Linked DNA regions of Mus musculus: region 2 is linked to region 1. A link is a contact called in ENCODE Hi-C or POLR2A ChIA-PET data. All regions are on one chromosome and are shown on one strand. Each heading gives the region's core, a stretch centred on a gene start or an enhancer-like site at or near the end of the contact. The rest is flanking DNA. Distances are from core to core; before and after follow the strand shown.

Region 1 (4,971 bases), core at 873-3,372:
CACACTAAATGAAGGGTTTAAAAGCTGAAAAACGCCCTACAAGATGATATAGTGTAGAAACTTGTATTTTGTTTTTAACTATACGATAATGTCTTCAAAATAAAACATTTGTAGAAATCTGGGGGATGGAGCACAAGCCCATTACACCAGCACTAGGGAAGCTGGGCAGGGGACTGCCCTGAGTCTGAAGATAGAATAGCTTGAGTGCTCAGCCATTCTGGCTACACAGAGATACTCTGATTCAACTTTACAACAATAACAACAACAACAAAAACATTTATGCACAAACTCTTAGAAGAAAGTTTTTTTCCTAAGACAAACCGGCAGAGTAGTTATAAAACAATGACCTAAGTCAGACTACTCTTCCTATTACAGGTAAAGAAACAAAGGACTCCAAGTGTTAAGTATCTTGTCCTAAGTAATCAAAGTATTAAAGATGTTTAAGAGAAACTACAGATTGTTAAGCAGTTAGTCCTAGAACTAGGGGGTTACTAATAAGGTATCAAATTCTTTCAAATAAAACTGTATTTTTTAAATTCTTTTTCTTTTTTTAAACTCCATGTCTTTATACAAAATTGAGGTTGATTAGAATTCAACTGTCTGAGGGCTGGAGAGATGGCTCAATGGTTAAGAGGCCTGGCTGCTTTTATAGAGGACCCAGGTTCAATTCTGCACCCATATGGTGGCTCACGGCTGTCTGTAACTCCAGTTCCAGAGGATTTGACATCCTCTTCTGGCCTCTGTGGGGACCCTTTGGGAGGCAAATCACCCATACACATAAAATAAAAATAAACCTTAAAAAAAAAAAAAAGACATCAACTGTCTAGTGTGAGATCACTTGCAATAAAAATAGTTTAAGAAAATACTGCTTCTGATGACAAGGAAAACAACACCATGTCTTCCCATTTACTTACTATAGTCTCCAAATAGCCCATTCTATCTAAACAAACCTTTTCTCTTACCTGTGAATTTGGCTGGAATGCAGCATGGGGTGTTGAGTGTTTTTGTAAATTTTCTAGCATTAGAGCCTGGTATAAAGAAGAGCAAAAATCAGAAACCGGGAGGGGGAACAAAAACGCAATCCAGGTCTCTACCTCTCCCACAGCCTTCTCATTCAATTACTTAAATATACATTTATACTATATTCCTTTCACCGAGACTAAAAGCCCTTTATTAATACTGTTCTCATTCATCTTCATAAGTCTCTTAAAGGTAGCCATGGTTACTGCTCCCAAATGTAAAACACAGGCACACAAAGAATCAGTGACCTGGCTATGTCACAAAAATCAGCAAAAATGACAGAATCGGAACTAGAATCTCTATTATTGTCTGCAATTTTGACTAGGAGCCACTTCTAAATCCGGTAATACAGGCAAAAAAAAAATTCCAAGTACTCAGAACAAGTTTCAAATCACATAAAACCAACAAGAGGCTAATTTGGATTTGACTATTATTTGATTAGTTTTTCAGAACTACAACTACTTAACTGAACTTGCACAACTTCCAGCAGTGTAACACCCGGACAAATAAAATGTATTAAAAATTTCACAGGGAAACTAACCACAGACCTTGTAACCAGTGGTCTGACCTAATCCACACCCACCCACAAACTGTCAGCTTCGGGATAAGCAACGGTCTGTCAACTCAAACCCTGAACTGACCCAGAGTCCCCATCAGTATTACGAGTCACGTATGCTAATGAACTCTAATAACACTAGTTCAGCTCACCTTCTTTCCCTCCATTTACACCAAAGCGATACACAGTATGTGTACCTCCCGACAAGCTCACCCTCACTACTCAAACCGACACAAAATCCCCAGCCTAAAGTAATCTGTCTCACCTCTCGTACCAATAGCCACCAAATACTTATCCAGACTGCTGCTCGATTCCCTATAAATTAGACAGCCGTCTCTGACCAAGTCTTTCTATCAAGGTTTCCTTTCACTTAATCTAGTCGAGCGGACATTTTTTACCCTATCACAAATGTCCTATTGCAGACATAGACAGCAACCCCATCCGCCCAACTGTATCCCTAACTCGGACCCAGCCCTGCTCGCCCCCTTAAGGCCAGCCACACCGGTGGTTGTAGAGGGATTTAACTCCTTCTGCAGCGCATGCGCCGACAACACAGACACAAACAAGGAGGGGGTGGGGGAAGAAGGAAGGAGCTTAAGACACTCCGGGAGAGTAGCGCGCACCCTCCCATTTTGGGCTCGCGCCGCTGCCGTTAAGGCGGGAACCGGCGTTATCTCTATCCCAGCGCCAGCCACACCAACCACCGTGCGCGTGGATCTGCAGGCTCGCGCTGGCGGCCTGAGAGAGCTCGCGCCGAGCCCGGACACTGCGCCTGCGCCGCGGCGGAGACTCGTCTCTACCGGGTCCGCTCCCCTCCGACACCTCGGCAACGCTGACTTCTCACCCCTTTGAGCCGCTTGACCAGGGCACTCTTCTGCCCGCTCTTGGCTAGGCCTCGCTGCTCCAGTGCGGCCTTCAGGTCGGTCACCCGCAGAGCCTGAAGAGGCTTCCCGTCCAGAGTCACCTCCTCCAGCTCCGCCATCTTGCGTGAGGTACTCGGGTCCGTCCCGACGGCTTCGGGCATCTTCGGTAATTTCCGCCAACGCCCTTCGAACGGACCGGATTGGCCCCGCCCACTGCCATAGTCTACCCCTCTATTACCGCTCAGAATTCCCCGGGTTTCTCCGGAGCTGTTCGGTCGTTTCCGTCCCCACATCGGTACCAATCGGCTTTTTCCATCTACCTAGCGGCTGGCCCCTCCCATCTGGCTTTCAGGCTCGTTTGTTTTCGGCTTGCCGGGGCTTTGAATCGAATCTCTTCGGAAGCCCTCGAATCTGGCATACCCATAATCGGAGATATTCGGCTATCTCCGGACCTGGGGGCCGGGGCGCTGGGGCACTTGGGTATTTGGGGCTGGTTCCGGACCGGAAGTGCGTGGGTTACTGGGGGCTGGCTCTGCTTCGGGTTTTCAGGAAACATGGAAGAGGCTCGGAGAGTTGGAGCAGGAGCTGAAGGACTCTTGTGATCTCTGGGCGTCTTCCAAGGGGAAAAGGAAGGTAAGAGGAAAAGAAGTCTCTCCTAGGCCAGATGAGACTTGGTGTCTGCAGGTTTTTGGGGACCCCTCCTGCTTCCATCTTCTATATCCCGGCCATTCTGTGTAAGAAATACTTTGTCCTGTGGGGCTAAGGAATGAGAGACCTGCGGCTTCCTACGTGGGAAAAAGAAAAATCAGGTCTTTTGAGTTTATTAATGACAATAACCATGGAAGCCATGTAGCAAGACCCTGGGTTAAAAATTACCTTTCTCTGAAAAAGAGAAGTTTTAGGAGAAACTTCTCCCTGTAGAGCCACTTTGAAACTGGCAGTCACCCTGAACCGGGACTTAGAACTTACGTTTAGGGATTCTATTCTTTGTCGATACAAATCTTCCAACTTGAAGAGGTAGGAACAGCAGTAGTAATTACGGTCATAGAGAGGTGAAGGTTTTCGTTGTTGGAGAAACAAACTGTAGGACGGAAACATTTTGGAATAAGTTGGCTTACATTTGCACACATAATGCAAAGTCAGTGGCACTTGCAGGTATAAACCATTAAGGAAAACTGTTCAGAGATGTGCATCAATAGCACACTTTTTAGGCCAAGTCAAGAAAGCAAAGGCATTTTTTTTTTCAGAACCTGAAAAAAGTTAGTGTGGCTTCTGATTTTCTGCTACCTTATTTGAGACAAGACTTAGCCTGCTCTAAAGTTTACTGGTGTGGTACAGAATTTAATAAGGGGGTCATAGAACATAAATTTTTTAAAACAGATTTCAGAGACTGTGTACGCATTGCACAGAGGGTTCTTGCATCATGTCTCTCCAACACACACACACTTGTGTAACTGTGGAACAAACTGTTAGGGCCAGTTGCTTGTACCAAAGTTTAAAAAGCTGCACACTTTAATTTTAGAGAGAGAGCAAGCAAGATGTGTTTTCTGTGTGGGTTTTGATCATTTCTTTCTTTACTACCCAGGTTGCCTCAGCTGCTTGCCTTTCCTTATTATGTGTTTGGTTCTTTTCAAGACAGGGTTTCTCTGTGTAGCCCTAGCTGTGTTAGAACTCATTCTGTAGACCAGGCTGGCTATGAACTAGAGATTGCTTGTGAGTGCCTCCCAAGTGCTGGGATTAAGGGCTTCCCCACCATCTGGCTTGTTTTTATTATTTTGTGTATATGTGTGTCTGTCTATGGGTATGTGCCTGTCTCACAGAGTTCAAAGTTCAGATCAGGAGCTGAAGCTACAGGTGGTTTCAGGTCACTTGATGCACGGGTTCTGGAGAGTAGAAAGTGAATCGCTAGCATCACAGAAGTGCTGTGGTGACACTTCACAGTTCAGACTGACTATAAAATCAGAAGGGATGTGGGGAGAGAGACTATAGGTAGGTGGCATGCCTGCAGTCTGTAACACCAACAACACTTCAAGGCTGAGGCAGGAGAATCTTGAATTTGAGGCCTGCGAGATTTTTCTCTAAGACTCGAGGTAACTGAAAATAATTACTCTTCTCTTGGTACAGGAACCTCTGCCCCCAAATCATTCAAACCAAGACGTTCAGGTGTCTGTCACCTATGAAATTGCCAAGGCCATCAAGGCTGTGTGTACTTAGAAAGCCATCCAGCATCTAAAAGGTGTCCCTTTAAAGAAGCAGTGTGTGATTTGTAGGTAGTATAGCAGTAGAGTTGTTAAGTGTGCCAACAATAAGCAGTAGGTCTAGACATATGACTGGTGGAAGAGTGTTGGATTTTTGCTATCCATGCTTGAAAATGCTGAACTTCCAGGTTGTGCTATAGATTCTGTGGTCACTGACAATAGCCAGAGCAAAACACCCAAAATAGGGTCAGACAAACTCACGTGAGCTTGTCTGCCACATTGAAATGTTCCTCACGGAAAAGGAGCTGTTCCTAAGCCAGAAGAGGAGGCGACA
Region 2 (4,971 bases), core at 1,397-3,896, 430 kb before region 1:
CCAGCAAGGCAGGGATACACATTAAAACCCTGTCTCAAAAAAAAAAAAAAAAGAAATTAAAAGGAAAAAAAAAAAAAAAAAAGAAAGGATGGATAGGTGGGTGGATGATGAATGGATCTGAGAATTTAGCTCAGTGACAAAATACCCTGAGTTCACTGAAGGGAAGAGAATGCAAATGATAACTTTCTTCAGCAACAATGAATTATCAGAAACTTTTTCTTTTCCTTAAACCCAATTTTATTTCTCTCACCCTATTCCCTGTTACCTAAAAGATTTGTAAATATCACTACTAACACCAATCTTACTACTAATAATGACTTCAGTACTAATAATGTCCTAATAATGTCCTCACTAATAATGTCCTCACTAATAATGCCCTCACTCCTAATAATGACCTCACTACTAACAGTGTTCCTTTGCTAAGCAGTCTAGTCAATAACAAGCCATATATATACCTCCCACTGAAACCTGATCATTTCAGCCTCAACAGGCACAAAAACAGGACTTAGGAGCTGGAGAGGTGTTTCAGTTGGTAAAGTGCCTGCCTCAAAGCATAAGGACCTGGTTTGCTGGCACATCTTTAACTGTGGAGTTGCAGAGAGTTGGAGAGAGGCAGACAAGACACCATACAACAGGAAGACACTCCCTCCCCAGAGTTCTCTATCCACCAGCCAGTTCAGTCTAGCCAATGAATACTTCTGCTCTTTAACCTCCATATACACACACATGCACACTGACACATAATGACACTTTACAATACATTATATGCACACAAAGATGCTCACAAAAATACTTTTAAAAGAACATTAAAAAAAAAAAAAAGCAAAAGCTGGGGCTGGGGCTGGAGAGATGGCTCAGTGGTTAAGAGCACTGACTGCTCTTCCAGAGGTCCTGAGTTCAATTCCCAGCAACCACATGGTGGCTCACAACCATCTGTAATAAGATCTTCTGCACTCCTCTGCTATGTCTGAAGACAGCTACAATGTACTCACATAAGTAAATAAATCTTTAAAAGAAAAAAAAAAAAGCAAAAGTCATCTACCAAAAAAAAAAAAAAAAGAAAGACAGATGGGATGAAAGAGAGAGTGTGAGCGCACTAACCTAACTTTCCAGCAAATCACTTTTTTTCTATGTAGTTCTGGTAAGTCAGGACTTAACTCAGAGGCTTGTGAAGATGGGTGGCTTCAACAGGAGAGACCTTACTTAAATCAGCTGTTAGCCCCACTCTGTTCCTACACTTCCATAACCAGAGGCTAAATAAGTAAGAGGTTCTCAGCCTCTTACTGTTCTCTGTCGGGAACAGTACTGGGCACAGTAGAGAGGTTTGTCAGACCTGGCTAATGGTGCTAACATATCCTGATGGTTAGGGTGTAGCCTCCAGAAACTGGACCAAAAACCAAAGACACTATGATGACCACTGAATAAGCTGACTTTGCAGCTCTAGCTCTGACTGGGGCACAAGTCGGCTGGGGCCTATTTAAGTTCTGAAAAGTAAAATTGTTCCCAGTGGGCCTGACCTAGCAATGTGAATGTGTACATGTGACGTGAGGTTTATGTTAAGACACTAAATCAAGTCTCCAGACAAGTCCAATGCTATATTTTGTCTCTGCCCAAACCAGCTGTAATTCACTGAGGAAAACAATTGCTAATAAACCCCCAAAACACTGCTGACTGACCATGATACATTTGGTAGTAACATTCCTAAGCCAAACCTGTTCCCAGTATTCTCTCAGTTCCATGGGGCAAGAAAAGTCAGACTTCAGATGAAATCCATGGCGGCAATCCTCATTAAACCTGGAAGTCTGTAAGGTTATTAAATGTGTAGAAGAAAGAAGAGCTAATACACAATTGTGTGAATAAAAATTGAGTTGAGGGTAAAGAGAAAAAGCACATAAATTATGCACAGAAATAAGTAGGGGCAACTAAAAAGCCAGCATCAATTGGGTTGCCTCCTCACAAGCAGTCACTAATATTTATATTCCTATACTATCACCAAAGTCTTCTCCTAGATGAAGTAGGGATTAGGCCAAAGTGATAGAAATGTCTCAGCTTGGCATTTTAATTTAAAGCTCTACCAACTTTAAATTTGTGTTAAAGTTTCATCAAGGTAGGATATTTTTCCTTAGAGAAGTATTAATTGCGACGAACACCAGAAGACTATTTCTTTACATATTCAGTTTCAACTCCTGTTAGGCATTAGAAACGTGACATTTCTGAGCCTGCTTCCTGGATCCCAAGAAGTAAGCGTGACTTCACAGACGACGGCCTTCTACAAACTACCAAAGGGTACCGTGAGGACGAAGCTGCGCGCCAAAGTGGGACATTATGACCAGGATACAGAATCATTACCCGCTAGGATGAAGCTGCCCACACAAGAGATGAAGCCAGAGAGGAAAGAGTTGAAGGGGAAGGTGCCCACGAGGAGACAGTAGCCGAACTGCAGCGCCCCGGTCAGCAGTATATAAAGGAGATAGGCGTCCAGCAACTTCAGCCGCTGCGGAGTGGAGCTCAAGTACTCCTCCAGGAACCGGGAGATGACGGACACCACAGACGCCGACATGACGAACACGGGGACTTCGGATACCGGACGACCACAGACGATGTGGCTCGCGCGTGCGCGTTAGCGGGCCCTAGCCACGCCCACACCGGCGGGCCAATTGGCTCCGGCGTAAAGGCCAGCCTTGGTGCGTCACAATTAATGCGCAGACACAGGCTGCATACCCAGACTGAGAACTACAAACGGAAATAAATTAATGCTCCTGCGCAGGGCCTATCTCCCCCTCTGGAGACGTGTACTATAGCCTTATTTCCGCCCTGCGTTTGTTGACGCCCTCTGTTGCTCTGGCGACGAGATTTGTGACCGGAACAAGGGGAGAGGTTTAACAGCGGACAGAGACGCTTCCCAGAGAGTTCCGGCTCTCTTTGATCCCCCTCAGTGGTCTAGCTTGGGAATCTGCTTAGAGACCAAGCTGGCGGTCCAGGGACTTAACCTGCCTGGCCCTAATTCTCTTAAAAGCTCTATCTTCAGATGCCTATGACCGATCATTAGAGCAGGTCAAGTTCCTCCGCAGTGAGAACTATGCTTATACGGGCCAAGCGCCGGTTTACACTGGCGGGAGAGGGTTGACCTCTACAGGATCCTGAACTGGAAGGCTGAATCTGGGCCCCACGAAGAACCTAAGCCAGCAGGTATTCATTCATTCAACAAACGCTCGTTGAGTACCAAGGAGGTCCAATAGCTGTAGTTATATTGTAGGAATTTTTAGGTTAATCAGTCACTGTCTAAAAAGAGAGATAGTCACTTGTGCGTAGAGTGAAGGGTCAGGATCAGCAGCAAACTGACATTGTACAACAGGTATTGTTATAATATTCCTTGAATGGCTCCAAAGAGCATATTTGTTTCAACCTGATCCTCTGAATCATTTTATAGAAAAAGAATTGAAAGTTTGAGGTTTTAACAAGTACAATTAACTGCTTTTTAGCGTTTTAGCTGAAGAAAACTTAAGTTCTGCCTTCTGGTTTGCACTGCCATTACAAGTTCACAATAACCCGACCTTCTAAACCTAGTATCTCATCTTTCAGTTAAAAAGTCTACCCGCATAGAATCCGGTACTTCATTTCAGCGTTTAAGACACTTCCAACTGCCCTGCCTAACTAGTTGAGCAGCATTTCTAAACCCGCAACTGAACTACTGTCGCTTGTTATCTGTATTTAGCCCGGAAACACTTAGCGCCACAATCCAATAAGACGTAAATAGCCCTGCCCAGGTTCCAGTGAATCACTCGTGTCTTTGGAAAGCCTTAGTCTGTTAAAAGAGGTAAATCCATATTCACAAGAGAGAAGTTTGCACTCCTAGAAATGTAGCCTCTGTGCTCTTGTGTTACTGTAGAGTGGGTGGGATGTGGAAGGATAACCAGACGGGTTCCTACTCCACATAATATGAAATGCATCTGCAATTGAACCCTTCTCCCTGTCTCAGCACAAGTAGAACAGATTCCTCTGGTCGTCAACTTAAGGCCAAATGGGCTAACTGGCTGTTTCTAATTATCCAGTAATGAATTCTTCCAGAAGTTCCTGTGCCATCATCCCAGCACCTTCCAGAAGTGTCTTAGCCTTTGATCTTTGTCATTAACATCTTCATAGGAGTTCCCTAGGAAGACAGAATCAATGCAAGACATCACTTATTGAGACAAGCATACTCATTCTAAGACAAAGCCATTCTGAACTCCAGATTTTCTCAGCTACCTGAATTAACAATACGGAAAAGTTTTGTTTTGTGTTCAGTATATGAACATAACTAAACTCTCAATAGGGATTCATACGGTCATTGGTTTTGAGTAGTGTGAGTCAGAACATTACTATGTGTAAAAAGCTCATGTGCAGAGGGATAGTAGATAAAAGTTCAAGTTCCAGAGTCAGACAAAGAGGGTGTTAAACTTTGATTCTACATACTACTAATTACTTAACTTGAGACTGATCACTTAACATTTAATTCTTGCTTTCCTTCTTTGTGTTCTTTTTGACAAGGTTTCTTTATGTAGCCTCGCCTGGAAATTACTATGTATCCCAGAATGGATTCAAATTTGCAATCCTCCTGCCTCTGCTTACTGAGTGCTGAAATTTCAGGTATATGCCACTATGGTCTCATTTTCCATCTCCATGACATGGAAATAACAATACCTGAATCACAGCACTGTTTTCGTTGGGGTTAAATGAAATAATGTCAAACATTAAGCAGCAAAGTCCAGAGCCCATGATAAATGCCCAGAAGATGTTTGCACTTGCTAACAATTATTCATTCTGACATGAACGACCTCTGTTTCTCCAAATAATTAAAACTCGGCCATACTGCAAAGCTCCAATACTTTGGGCATGCAAAAGATGATGCTAGCACTGTAAATCTGATGACTGGCAAAGACACATTGGGTTTTAAGTCAAATCAGAAGTCAGAGAAGACCTTAGAGGCTTCAT

What was found. A loop is a pair of places that touch in the nucleus more often than their neighbours do. ChIA-PET counts read pairs that join two places held with the same protein, here RNA polymerase II (POLR2A).
Region 2: a loop to region 1 is called in a map of heart, with 2.9 times the contacts of the local background. The contact joins the promoter of Dad1 here to the promoter of 1700123O20Rik in region 1. A Hi-C loop is called at or near these places in 1 of 37 maps with a recorded cell type or tissue (heart). POLR2A ChIA-PET finds 5 or more read pairs at or near these places in 1 of 5 experiments (embryonic stem cell).

What each region holds. Positions count from the first base shown.
Region 1 is chr14:54,684,049-54,689,019 of GRCm38, forward strand. 1700123O20Rik (RIKEN cDNA 1700123O20 gene) reads left to right here and starts at 2,123. Exons shown (of 2, transcript NM_021437.2): 1 at 2,123-3,072. Acin1 (apoptotic chromatin condensation inducer 1) reads right to left here and starts at 2,883. Exons shown (of 19, transcript NM_023190.3): 1 at 2,421-2,883; 2 at 963-1,028. The coding sequence starts at 2,732.
Region 2 is chr14:54,251,283-54,256,253 of GRCm38, forward strand. It overlaps Dad1 (defender against cell death 1), which reads right to left and starts at 2,647. Exons shown (of 3, transcript NM_001113358.1): 1 at 2,350-2,647. The coding sequence starts at 2,560. It also overlaps a transcript of Abhd4 not described here.